Regions from separate parts of the Homo sapiens genome. Here regions 2 and 3 are each linked to region 1. A link is an interaction called in ENCODE POLR2A ChIA-PET data of the cell type or tissue named here. Cell type or tissue: CD4-positive, alpha-beta T cell. All regions are shown on one strand.

Region 1 (4,000 bases):
GAAATTTTTATTCAGAAAAATGTTGTACTCTCAGGCAACAGCATGAATATAATTGGAATGCCTTTGTCAAAGATAGAAATGCCATGTCCACTTAAAAGGTTTTGCTTGATGTTTTCTAAGCTTTTGCTTTAGTTTTATTTTGAAGTATACTTCATCAGATATTCATTACTTTGAATTAATACAGCATTTGTTTTGTCTATGTGTTGTATATGCTTTTTGACCCAACAATCGTGGTACTTAGTTAAGTCTGTTCTTGGAAAGCAGTACAGACCCTAGTTTATTTAATCAAAGAAACCCTACCATGACCTGTTTTTCAAACAGAGCATCTAGAGTTATATTCCTAATGTTTCCATTTCATTGTTCACCTTGATTTTCACATCCTTTGCATTTTTAATAGAGCTCTTGCCCTCATCTTCTTCCCTTGTTGCTGGGCAAGGTTTGTGACACTGATGTCTGATTGGTTTTAGACTATTTCGGCTTTGAGCCAATCAGACAGTGAATTTCAGTTCTCTCACAGGACTGAAACATTGAAGCAGCTGTTGATATATTTTTCCTGTGGGGAGATTATATAAACTAAGAGTATGGCTGCAGCAAGCTCCCTCTTGGGTATGTTTGAAAAATTACAAGGTTCATCTGTAAGGAAGGGGGGAAATGAGGTTTATTTTTAAAACTTGGTTATTAAGAACACCTAATAAGTAGTGAATTTGAGAAAAAAATTCTGATAACAAATTTTCCATTTTTATTTTATAATCCTATATTTAAAGAACTATAGAATGGTGTAATATAATAAAAATGTCTTTAATTTTCATGAATATTTACTTTGTAATCCACACATTTGTTTTATAATAAAGCTTTGAAAGGATATCTCATATAACCTTTTGTAACTTGCTGCGAAAGGCAGTTAAGGAGAAAAGGATGTAGTAATTGTACTTATACCACTTAATATAGGTTGTCCAGAATCAGACATTTAGATTTCATTAGATGAATTAAACTAAGTCAGTTCAGTGCAGTAGACAGCACAACACTTCATAATACTATCCCTAGTAATCCTTTGGGTCCAGAATACTATTAATTTTTGGAATCGGAAATCTGTAACAATAGTGGTAGATGGGTATGAAGATTTTTTTTTTACTTGTCTGGATTTAAGGTTTTGCTAGATTTATATATTTTATATGTATGGTCTATGGAATTTTTAAAAAGAAATTTACATTTGAATTTTGCATTGTATAGAAAAATATGTTCTTACGTATATTGTCCATGTTTGACTTATTCCTCAGGTAGGAAATTAATTTATATTAATGTATATTTCTTGAAATGTTCATGGATATTTATTAAAGCAAATAGCATAAAAGATGTAAATCTTATCCATTTATGTGTGTGGTATATTTAATGCGTGTTACGTGGATTTAGGGTTTTATGTAAACTGTGTTCTAGATTACTTATTTCAAACAAAGAACCACACTTAAGTATTGCAGATACAGTTTTTGTTTAACTATGTTTTTCTGACCTTATTGTCTGTCTCCTGTTGCTGGGCAGGAATCAGAATGCTGGCTGCTGATTGGCTGAGTTTGTGAGCAGCTCTTGAACAGCCATTTAAATTCTTGAGCTTTTTGAGCAGGCAGATTGTAGGCTAAGACATAACAGCTTCCCTTTGTTGTTTCATTGCTATGATCTCTTGCTAGAAAGAAGTGGGTGGAGGGGGATGAAGCAGAGAAGAGAGTAATGTTTTCATTTAAAGAAGAAGCTCGTTGGGCTTTCCTTAAAAATATTTTAAAAATAATTTACCAAAAATTTGAAAAAAAAATTTCCAAGCCAGAGAGACTTATTTGCAGGTAACATACCCTTCTCTGGTTATTTAAATATAAATTTCTATAGAAAAAGGTTTTATTAGTGATATTATTTTCCCAGAGTTCTTGAATATACAGAGACTTAAAAAACATTATTTTGACTCTCATCCTCATGAAAAAAATACTTTCAGGAGAAACTAGTTCATCATGTTTTGCAGTTACTTTTAGACATGGCAGACATCTTCTGCCGTAAAATACCAATGCTTTTTTCTGTGAAAATGAATTACAGTCATGTGAAAGCTTTCTGATTTGAGTTGCCACCTAAAATACTAACATTTATTTTATAGAATAGTTTTATGAATGGCATCTTAGTTCTAGGCGACAGTACTAAAATGATCCTTGGAAGTGTTTTGCACTGGTATTACAGCCATGGAAACTTGTTTGCAGGTAACACACCCTTCTCTAATGTGTATCTTTCTCAAATATGCTTCGCTAATGCAAAATACATTTCTAAAAGCAGACTGCTGATTGGTTTGTACAGATATGGCTGAACTAGTTTGAACTAATTGTTCGTGTTACTTCCTTATTGCTTTGTCTGTTTTTTATTATATTTAGAACCCATAAGATCTGGTAAATGGCTGTAGTGTGCTCCCTTGTGGGTATGGATGGTAGTTATTCTATAATTCTTTTTAGAGTGCTTTATTATTACTGAAGTTAATGACAATTTTATTGATAAAATCAACTTTTCTTGAATTATATATTTTTATTAAATATTATTTGGTGGTGGCAATTTAATATTAACTGTGAGGTTTACATGTTGGATTTTCTAATTTATATAAAAAATACCAAAGAGGAATTTGTCTTAGACTCTTTAGTTTATTCCTAAAAACATTATCCTGAATATTTAGTTTATTCCTAAAAACGTTATCCTGAATATATAGATGGTGATGGTTATACCATTTATTGAGTTCTTACTACATTCCAAGTGCTTAATGTATAGAATCTCATTTAGTTCTCATGGCAACCTTTGTGACAGGTGTTGGTATTAGTCCCTTTTTAAGGTAACCAAAACTAAGAAATTGATGTTAGGTAATTTGCCCAGTCTCACACAGTAGGTTTCCTGGGAGAGTTGGAATTCAAATCTGTGAATCTGTCTACAGTCTACAGAGTTCATGTTCTTAATTGGGTTATTAAAAGTGATGAATTTTTTTAAAGGAATGCTTACTTTTAATGTAAGAGTTCATGTTCTTAATTGGGTTATTAAAAGTTATGAATTTTTTAAAAGGAATACTTTTAATGCAATTGGTAATAACTACCAGCTGTCCATCTAATATCTGAGAAATGCGGATATTATGAGGCTAAAGTTCAAAAGAATGGCCTTTCAGTATTTTGAAATACTTAAAGGGTAACTATACTACTTATATTATAAACTTAATTATTTTGTAGTTTTGGAATTAGTAAGGAAAAGTGACAGCAAAATACAATGCATTGTATCTGTATCTTTTGCAGAAAATTTTGCAGTTAGCAAAACTTTGTAATGATGGGAAGGGAAAAACCTTGAAGGTGTGAAATTTTAGTCTGTAATTAAAAACCCTTAACATAATGTTTTGTATTATATTATACAAATTTTGTATAATTTTGTATTAAGGTTTTGTATTATTATATATACATTTTGTATTAAGGTTTCTGTTTAAATGAAGAGTAATTTTTCTAAATAGTTGATTTAGTTATATAATTTAAATAAAATGGCTAGAATAAGAAATATGTTCTAAGTAATTGGCTTAAAGTGAGAGAATGAATACAGAATGTATCACAGTCTAGAAATTCTCTGACAAAGTGCTAGAATCTCAAGCTGAATTGGCTTCCAGCAAGTAGGCTAGGCTTATTATTTTATGCGCTTCAGCCAAAGACCAGCAGGAACACCTTTGTAATTGAAAAAGTTAGGTTTACTATTTGCTGCAGGGAGGAAATAATGTTCACTATGGGGAAACTGTAAGGCACATCAATCAGTAAGAGGATGTTAGAAAAAACCTAGTATAGGATTTGAGTATAGTATAGGTTGGGTTATTTTGGGGAGAGATTAAGGAAGTAGATCCTTATCGTGGATTGGGTGACATCAGAAAGTGGGGGCACTTCTATTCTTGGGTATCTCAATAAATTTTATCTATATAGGGAGGACAGACTATTACAAGATAAAGCTGTAATTGATAAAG
Region 2 (4,000 bases), 160 kb before region 1:
TACAGGTGCATGCCACCACACCCAGCTAAGTTTTTGTATTTTTAGTAGAGGTGAGGTTTCACTGTGTTAGCCAGGATGGTCTCAATCTCCTGACCTCATGATCGGCCCACCTTGGCCTCTCAAAGTGCTGGGATTACAGGCGTGAGCCACCATGCCCGTTGTGTGTGTGTGTGTGTGTGTGTGTGTGACACGAAGTTTCAATCTTGTTGCCCAGGCTGGAGTGCAATGGCATGATCTCAGCTCACTGCAACCTCTACCTCCCGGGTTCAAGCAATTCTCCTGTCTCAGCCTCCCGAGTAGCTGAGATTACAGGCGCCCGTCACCACCCCTGGCTAATTTTTGTATTTTTAGTAGAGATGAGGGTTTCTCCATGTTGGCCAGGCTGGTCTCGAACTCCTGACCTTCGGGTGATCCACCCACCTCGGCCTCCCAAAGTGCTGGAATTACAGGCATGATCCACCAGGCCTGGCCGCCAGGATACTCTTTTAAAGGAGGAATTGGTAAATCCTTTCCCTCTGGTGATAGGGACAGTTTTGATAAAGATGGAAGGGGGAAAACCATGTGCATGACTCCAGACTCAGAAACCAAAACCCAAGTTGAATTCCATCTCAGAGTAAAATCAAGTACTACAGATGAGAAAACACAGACGGTAAGAATTATAAGACTAGTGTGTCTTTTCTTAGGGGATAAAAGCTGTTTGACAGCATCTGCAACAAGTGGTTCACAAACACGTCCATCATCTACTTCCTCAACAAGAAGGAGCTGTTGGAGGAGAAGATCACACACAGCCCCTGACCATCTGCTTCCCTGAGTACACAGGGTCCAACAAGTATGATGAGGCAGCCAGCTACAACCAGAGTAAGTCTGAGGACCTGAATAAGCACAAAGACACCAAGGAGATCTACACACACTTCACATGCGCCACCGATACCAAGAACGTAGTTCGTGTTTGATGCCATCACCGACGTCATCATCAAGAACAACCTGAAGGACTGGGGCCTCTTCTGAGGGGCAGTGGGACCTAGCAGGATGGGCCACCACCAACTCTGTACCCCCCAACCCCTGAGGAAGATGGGGCAAGAAGACCATGGTCCCCACCTGTTCCCTGGACACTTTTCTCTTCTTTCCTTTGTTCTTAGCTCCCCCATCCCCTCAGCTTCAGACATAGGGGAGGGGTTGCCACAGGCCTCCCTGTTTGAAGCCTGCCCTTGTCTGAGGTGCCAGTAATGGCCATGGTACCCCCTTTCTGGGCATCTTTCTGGTACCCCCCAGAAGCTGTGAAGATTCTATTCTACTCAGTAGCTCTCATTATGTAAAGAGGAACCCTGAAATAAATCAGTTGTTCCTGAAAGTTCACAAGAGTAAGAAAACAGACTGAATCGTAAAAGAACTAACTGGTATAAAAGAAGAAGCCAGAAAGTAGTGGACTGGGACCAGAGAAATAATATTTGAATTTAATTAATCTGTTCAACAAATATTTGCTCCTTGCTAACATTTTGCCAGGTCCTATGCTTGTTATACAGTTTTGATCAGACAGACACGGCCCAAGGGTACTTAGAAAGCTAGTTGCGGGTGAAGGGGGAGAGCCAATGTACAAGAAAACAAATATATATAATTGTAAGTTACAGTGGTGCTACAACAGAAAAAAAGAGGTTGCCATGTAAGATGATAAGAAGGTATAAGGAATTTACTTTGGACCAAGCATTCAGGAAGGCCTCTGAGGAAGGCAAAGCTTGACCAGAGGGTAGGAGGAACTCAGAGGACAGTGAAAGGAGAGAGGAATAAGGGGTGGGGGGGGAGGGTGGAGATTTCAAGGTGGAGTGAAAAATGCAAAGATCCTAAAATAAAAGCATCTCTAAGAATCAGAGGGCCAGTTTGGATGGCTTGACCTCTACCCTTCTTGAATCCCCTTTGATACTGAACATTTTGGAAAATCCCGTGTAGCATATACTGTGTGCCTTCCCACAATAACTGATGACTCTTAAATCTCACAAAAACAAATTCAACTGATGAATTCACGTCCTTTTAACATACATTTTGAAGATTATCTTAGCCCAAACCGGCACCCACATCCTTCTGAGCGTACTGACTCACTAGACAAAGCCAACCCCTCCCCTCCTGTGTACAAAAATAGCTTTTCCATATCTACTGTTGTAATTGTTTTTTTTCCAGGGCTTTATGCTCTACTGAAACTAAACACTTAAATGAGCAATTTCACTCTGGTTTTAAGCCCAGGGGAAATGACAACGGTTTTGTCTCTGTTTTGAGACTTAGGGGCAAATTTTAAATCGTTAATATATAATTAATCCTATGTAACATCATAGAAACAAAACATCTGATTCTTCTTTCAGTATATTGCACACGTAAAATGCACATGAAACCAGGTTTGGAGAGTGATTCTTAGTAACGTAGCCTTGCATTTGTGCTTCGACATAAAATTGAGACATTCTCAAGAGGCCTTGGGACATGGTGACATGTTGCGCAGTTTGGCCAGCAGAGGGAGACCAGAGAGTCGTGAAGCACGCAACGAAGCCACACCCAGATTAGGGTTATTATCTGTCTCTTCTCTGAATTTTCAAAAAACACAAAAAGAAAATGAGAAATTCTTAAAACAAAGCCCCTTTTTTATTGAAGCAAAATCCACATAACATAAAACTAGCCCTTCTAAAGTGTGCAATTAAGTGGCATCTACCTCATTCACAGTGTTATGGAACCGTCACCTCTATCTAGTTCCAAAACATAAGAAATGTTTAAATTTTCTATAAAGGGAACTTGCAAAAACCCAGGCGTGTCCTATCCTCCTTATTTCGTCACATTCCCAGTTTTGTGTCCACCGGTATTCTGTCAGGAATGGTCCCCACGTGTTCCCCCAACAGCCTTCGTCACTGTACAATTCATAGAATCGGATTCAGGGTTACAATTACAGGTTCGAAAACCAAAAACATCCCAGTTCTTTAGTTCTTCCTCTAGGAATTGCACAGTTGCAATAGACAAGCCAGTATAGGTGACTGTTTTAAAAATTCTACACATACTATGTCATTTATCAGCAAAGAAATGAATAAATTGTTTTAATTTAAATATGGTTACAAAACGGAAATGAACAATGTACTGCACCAAAGCCCTTCAGTCTTTGATGGGAAATTTAAAGTTATTCCCATCCAGAGTGAAAATTAAAGTTATTTCTAGGTTAGGATGCGAGCCAAGATTTTAAGGGCACCATGTCAACTGGTTAGATAACAACTTTGAGGAAAGCAGAACTTAATGTAATAAAAGCAGAAGGTTTACAATCTAAATCCACTTTTTTATTAAAGAATTTAATCTGCTTTATGGGGTCTTGGCCCAGGGAAGGGTAAAAAAAAAATGCCAAACTGGAGAGGCCGGGGGAGGGGAATGGCTGTAGATGACTCTGGGAAAACAGGAGGGAGGGAAACTGAAGCGCGAATGAGGCCGGATCCGCCCTAACAAAGAGGCAGAAACTGTGTCTCAACAGCCACCAAATCCAGTTCAGGGCGGTTTGAGCCAGTTTCTGAGCTGGATTGAGAACAACAGCCTCGGCAGAGACTTCACTAGGGTGAAAGAGAAAATCCAGCATGGACTTCGCAGAAAGAACTGGATTTGGCCTGGACTCGCTGGAGCCTAAAGCTGCTGCCAGTAGTGGCAAAGTCAGATGAAATATAAGGCCTGGAGCGTGGACAGTGGCCTCTTCCAGAAAGAGAAATCACACAGCACTGTCTCTGTGCCATAATCCAGTCCGCATTTTCTGTCTTGCTGCTCCTAATTGTGGCTGGTAAGGGAAAAAGGGCCTCAGGGTATCAGTTTTCAGAGAAAGCTGTCTGCAATGTTGGGGGAGGGGAGGATTATGTGTCTCCTGTAGTTTCATGTGTGTGCCTGGTGGTGGGGGGGGGAATGTGCGAGAGGGTCTGAAGGAGAGGGAACAGCACTTCACACCCTGCAGTTCACACCACCTTTCCAACAGCTTTGCTGTATTGCACAACCTCAA
Region 3 (4,000 bases), 180 kb before region 1:
CGTTTTAACTTACTTAACACTTGTAACAAGCCTGAGTTAAGTGCTATCATTATTCTCATTGTTTTGGTCGGGACGAAATGAAATATATTCAAGCTAGGTAATTTAAGGAGCTATTTAATAAAAGGAGCATCTAAAAGGTATGGACAGAATGTAGGATAACCCCAGGGGACAGCAAAGTGCTCTGGGTTTCACAACATTTAGGTACTGTTATCATCTTTAGGCCTGAAAGATATAGAAAGGATGTAAATACTATTTCCCTAACATAGAGTGAACTATTTTGGTAAGGGCTCTTGTTGGGGATATGACCTTCATTGAAGGGACAGAGCCCTGGGACCTCATAAGAAGGGAGCTGGGGGGGATAAACTCTCCAGCTCTACGCTCTTCTTTCTCTTTAATTTCCTTTGAGTGCTTCCCATTGCCCAGACCCAATTTGAAGCTAAAAGTCAAGATAGCTTCTTGATGCATTCCATATAGGTCAGTCTCTGCCTCCTAGGACACAAAGCAGAGTAGAGAAGGGTGGATATTGGTCTAGAGAGGCAAAATAAAAGTAGCATAATCACTTTACACTACAGTACTACTACACCATTCTGTCTCCAGCGGTGGGAGGTTAGAAAGGTAGGTAGATAGTCAACTATTTTATGGAGCAAATAGTAAAAATGTATACAGGCCTTCTGCAAACTAACCAAAAAAATAAAAAGAAAAAGAACGGGGCAAAAAATAAAAGCTTTTGATAGGCATATATCATGTTATTTTTGGAAACCACTATTAAGAACTGTAAGCTTCCTTGATTGTTACAGTGCTTAAAAGCATCCAGGAGATGGCAGCATTGGTAAGGTATTTAAAAATCAAATGTTAAAAATATTTTTCACAATTATTATTGATAGATAATGAGCTTCCCAAATGGAATAACGTTTTAAAGTATAGTTGGTCCTAAATAACTAAAAATGCAGAAATACTAAATTATTGTCAAATAATAGCGTGGCTTTATGCAGGTGGTTATTCAAGAGTACACTCACATGACACATGACAGTTCAGTAGATATTCGGACTGAAAATACAACAGATTACAACGGGGCTGAAAAATTTCTATCGCCTAATGAGGCCTAGGATAATGAGTGTGTTTGTGTCTTAGTTTGTTATTTGTTTCTTTTTTCTTTTATTTTCTTTTGAGACCTGGGTCTCGCTCTGTCACCCAGGCTGCAGTGCAGCGGTGCTATCTTGGCTCACTGCAGCCTCCGTCTCTGGGGCTCAAGTGATCCTCCTGCCTCAGCCTCTGGGGTAAGATTCCAGGCATGCACCATCACCCTTGGCTAATTTCTATATTTTTTTGTAGGGATGGGGTTTCACCATGTTGCCTAGGCTGATCTCAAACTCCTAAGCTCAGGAGATCCTCCCACCTCGGCCTCCCAAAGTGCTGGGACTACAGGCGTGGGACTGTGTGGCCCGACCTGACAAAAACAAGTTTAATAACTAGAGGCAACTATTCACAAATCATATACAAAATATCATATGTGAGATGTGGTGGCTTATTAAAATCTAGATATCACAGACATCATATCAGTTATGAGGCAAAAAAAATTAATCTGCCTTTAAATGTTATTTCTAAACTGTTTTAATCATTTCCAACATTGAAACATAAATTGTTAAAGATACACCTAGATGTCAATATTCTGGCCCAGGTACTTAACTGGGTACAGGAGACAAAATACTAAAAAACAATCTGACCTTCTAAACCCTCAGCCTGAGATGGAAACAGACAACTCCATTGAATTACAATTCGATCTGACTCTAATAGCAAGGTGCCATCTAAATGGGAGGGCCAACTTGCCTAACTCCACCTTGACAGACGGGGAAGGCTTCACCAGGGAGGGAGCACGGAGCAGAGATTTTGAGAGATGAGCCTGCGTTTGCCAGGATAACCACAGGGAGAAGGCCACTGCCTGCAGAAAGAGGAGCAGGCGTAGGGGAGGGTAGACATGAAACAGCACACCCTATCCCAATGGTTAACCAGAGGCAATATCGCTCCCGGGGGAGATTTCGAAATGTCTGGTAACATTTTTGCTTGTCACCACTGGAGGAGTGCTACTGGCAGCTAGTGGGTAAAGGTCAGGGATGCAGCTAAACGTCCCACAGTGCACAGACAGCCAACCACGACAAATGAATTATCTGACCTCAAATACTGCCACTGTTGAAAAACTGCTGTAACCGCAAATGGCATCTCTTTGAATGGCAAGGTTACAGAAAGGAATAGCAAAAATGCAGCGATGATCCAGGAACGTTTTCTAAAAGGGGGCGGGGATAAAATTAGGGAAGGTTTATTGACACCCCCCAAAAAAAAGAGAAAAAAAGAGAGAAAAGTTTAGATTTTATTGTAAATGTGAGAGAGAGCCAGACACAATCAGCTTTGCTTACTAGAAAGATTGCTGTGGCTGTGGGAAGAGAATGGACTGAGATGGCGACGCTGACAAACAAAGAAAATTGGTATTTTAACAATTTCACTTCTCTTTTCTTTATCAAGGGGAATATCTTACAAATGAAAAAATAGAAGACTGGTAAGAGGAAATTGAAACTCTAGATTGATGTCTAGATTGTAAGAGGGCAAGTAGCTGCTCCAGTGATTTCAAGATTTGTGATGAAGATAAATTAAACTGCCATGTCTGCGCCTCACTTCCTGAATCCCTCCCTCCCGCTGGCCTGCACCGCTGCCCCTCCCTCCTGTCTGGCGTGGTTCCTTAAAGCCCTGCATTTGACTCCCTACCTTGGCTCCCATTCTTTATTTATCCCACCTGACTGGCAACCCAGATTTGACTTGTTCTTCCAGTTCTGACTTGGAAACTACCCATCAGCCCTTTGCGCAGATGCCGAGGGTTAGAAATGCCCCACTCCTTAGCCCCAGGCACAGTGAGACTAACCCCATAAGGGTGGCGGTGAAGGGGAGGGGAGAGTTTGACAAATCTCCTCCCAAGTGATAAGAGAATTTATGGATGAGATTAGCAAAACGCTGTTAGTCCAGACATCAGAGTAAGAGCCAAATCCTGTTTCCTACAGTGTCCCCACCCCACCTCTCACCTCTACTCCTACCATCCTGCCCCTCAGTCACCCAGCCCAGCCATGCTGGCCTCCTTCTGCCTCAAAGAGTTTGCATTGGCTGATTCTGTCTAGATGAAAAACAGAATTCACTAGAGAGCTTTCATAAAATGCCCGGATCTGACCCTTACATCCTTTTATTTTTCCTTCTGGGTTTGGCTTTCTCTTTCTTCTTTCCTTCCCTTGCACTCATATCAGCACCTCTACCCCACCCCCAACTCTTACCACACCCGTGTCAAGAACTGGATTTGTGTCTGCCATATTTTCTCCATGTTCACATAGACTATTTAAGTAAATAAGAAAACCCTGAACGAAAGAGAAACATGAGGATGATAGCCCAGCTTTACTCTTCTACCCCTCCCCATCTCCTTACGATCCCTACTAGCTGGACCCAATTGGAAGCCAGAGAGCAAGGAAGCTCATTGGTGCAGGTCATGTAGGTCAGCCTCTGCCTCCTGGGACACAAAACAGATAAGAGGACCTTGAAGCTAGAGAGGAAAAATAAAGAATAACCTTTTTCCGACCACACAACTTAAGAAACAAAGCACTGGGCATGGTGGCTCATGGCTGTAAACCCAGCATGTTGGGAGGACGAGGCAGGCGGATCACCTGAGGTTGGGAGTTCGAGACCAGCCTGGCCAACATGGTGAAACCCTGTCTCTACTAAAAATACAAAATTAGCTGGGTGTGGTGGCACATGCCTGTCATATCAGCTACTCAGGAGGCTGAGGCAGGAGAATCGCTTGAACCCGGGAGGCAGAGATTTCAGTGAGCCGAGATAGTGCCACTGCACTCCAGCCTGGGCAACAGAGTGAGACTCCATCTCAAAAAAAAAAAAAAAAAGTTATTTAAATCTTCTGACTAGGCCAGGTACGGTGGCTCACACTTGTAATCCTAGCACTTTGTAAGGCTGA

The links. ChIA-PET counts read pairs that join two places held together with the same protein. Peaks named below come from ENCODE experiments on the same cell type or tissue, not always from the same donor. Only the 100,000 strongest peaks of a DNase experiment are listed, where the experiment ranks them.
Region 2: POLR2A ChIA-PET joins it to region 1 with 18 read pairs; 14 of 35 experiments call an interaction of 5 or more read pairs at or near these places.
Region 3: POLR2A ChIA-PET joins it to region 1 with 13 read pairs; 9 of 35 experiments call an interaction of 5 or more read pairs at or near these places.

What each region holds. Positions count from the first base shown.
Region 1 is chr12:14,416,343-14,420,342 of GRCh38, forward strand. All of the region lies in intron 1 of ATF7IP (activating transcription factor 7 interacting protein), which reads left to right. Among named protein-coding and RNA genes, the nearest start is that of ATF7IP, 53 kb to the left of the region's middle. In CD4-positive, alpha-beta T cell, CTCF peaks have their summits at 624, 824, 2,421 and 2,644; DNase peaks (open chromatin) are centred at 499, 1,569 and 2,389; H3K4me3 peaks cover 789 bases; H3K27ac peaks cover 1,913 bases.
Region 2 is chr12:14,254,224-14,258,223 of GRCh38, forward strand. It overlaps the pseudogene GNAI2P1. Among named protein-coding and RNA genes, the nearest start is that of ATF7IP, 110 kb to the right of the region's middle. RefSeq lists a cis regulatory region at 3,247-4,000. In CD4-positive, alpha-beta T cell, CTCF peaks have their summits at 2,464 (motif pointing right) and 2,667; DNase peaks (open chromatin) are centred at 2,088, 2,498 and 3,648; H3K4me3 peaks cover 777 bases; H3K27ac peaks cover 2,898 bases.
Region 3 is chr12:14,237,572-14,241,571 of GRCh38, forward strand. No RefSeq gene overlaps it. Among named protein-coding and RNA genes, the nearest start is that of ATF7IP, 130 kb to the right of the region's middle. RefSeq lists enhancers at 1,654-2,593, 1,748-1,827. In CD4-positive, alpha-beta T cell, a CTCF peak has its summit at 850 (motif pointing right); DNase peaks (open chromatin) are centred at 820, 2,080 and 2,680; H3K4me3 peaks cover 1,319 bases; H3K27ac peaks cover 814 bases.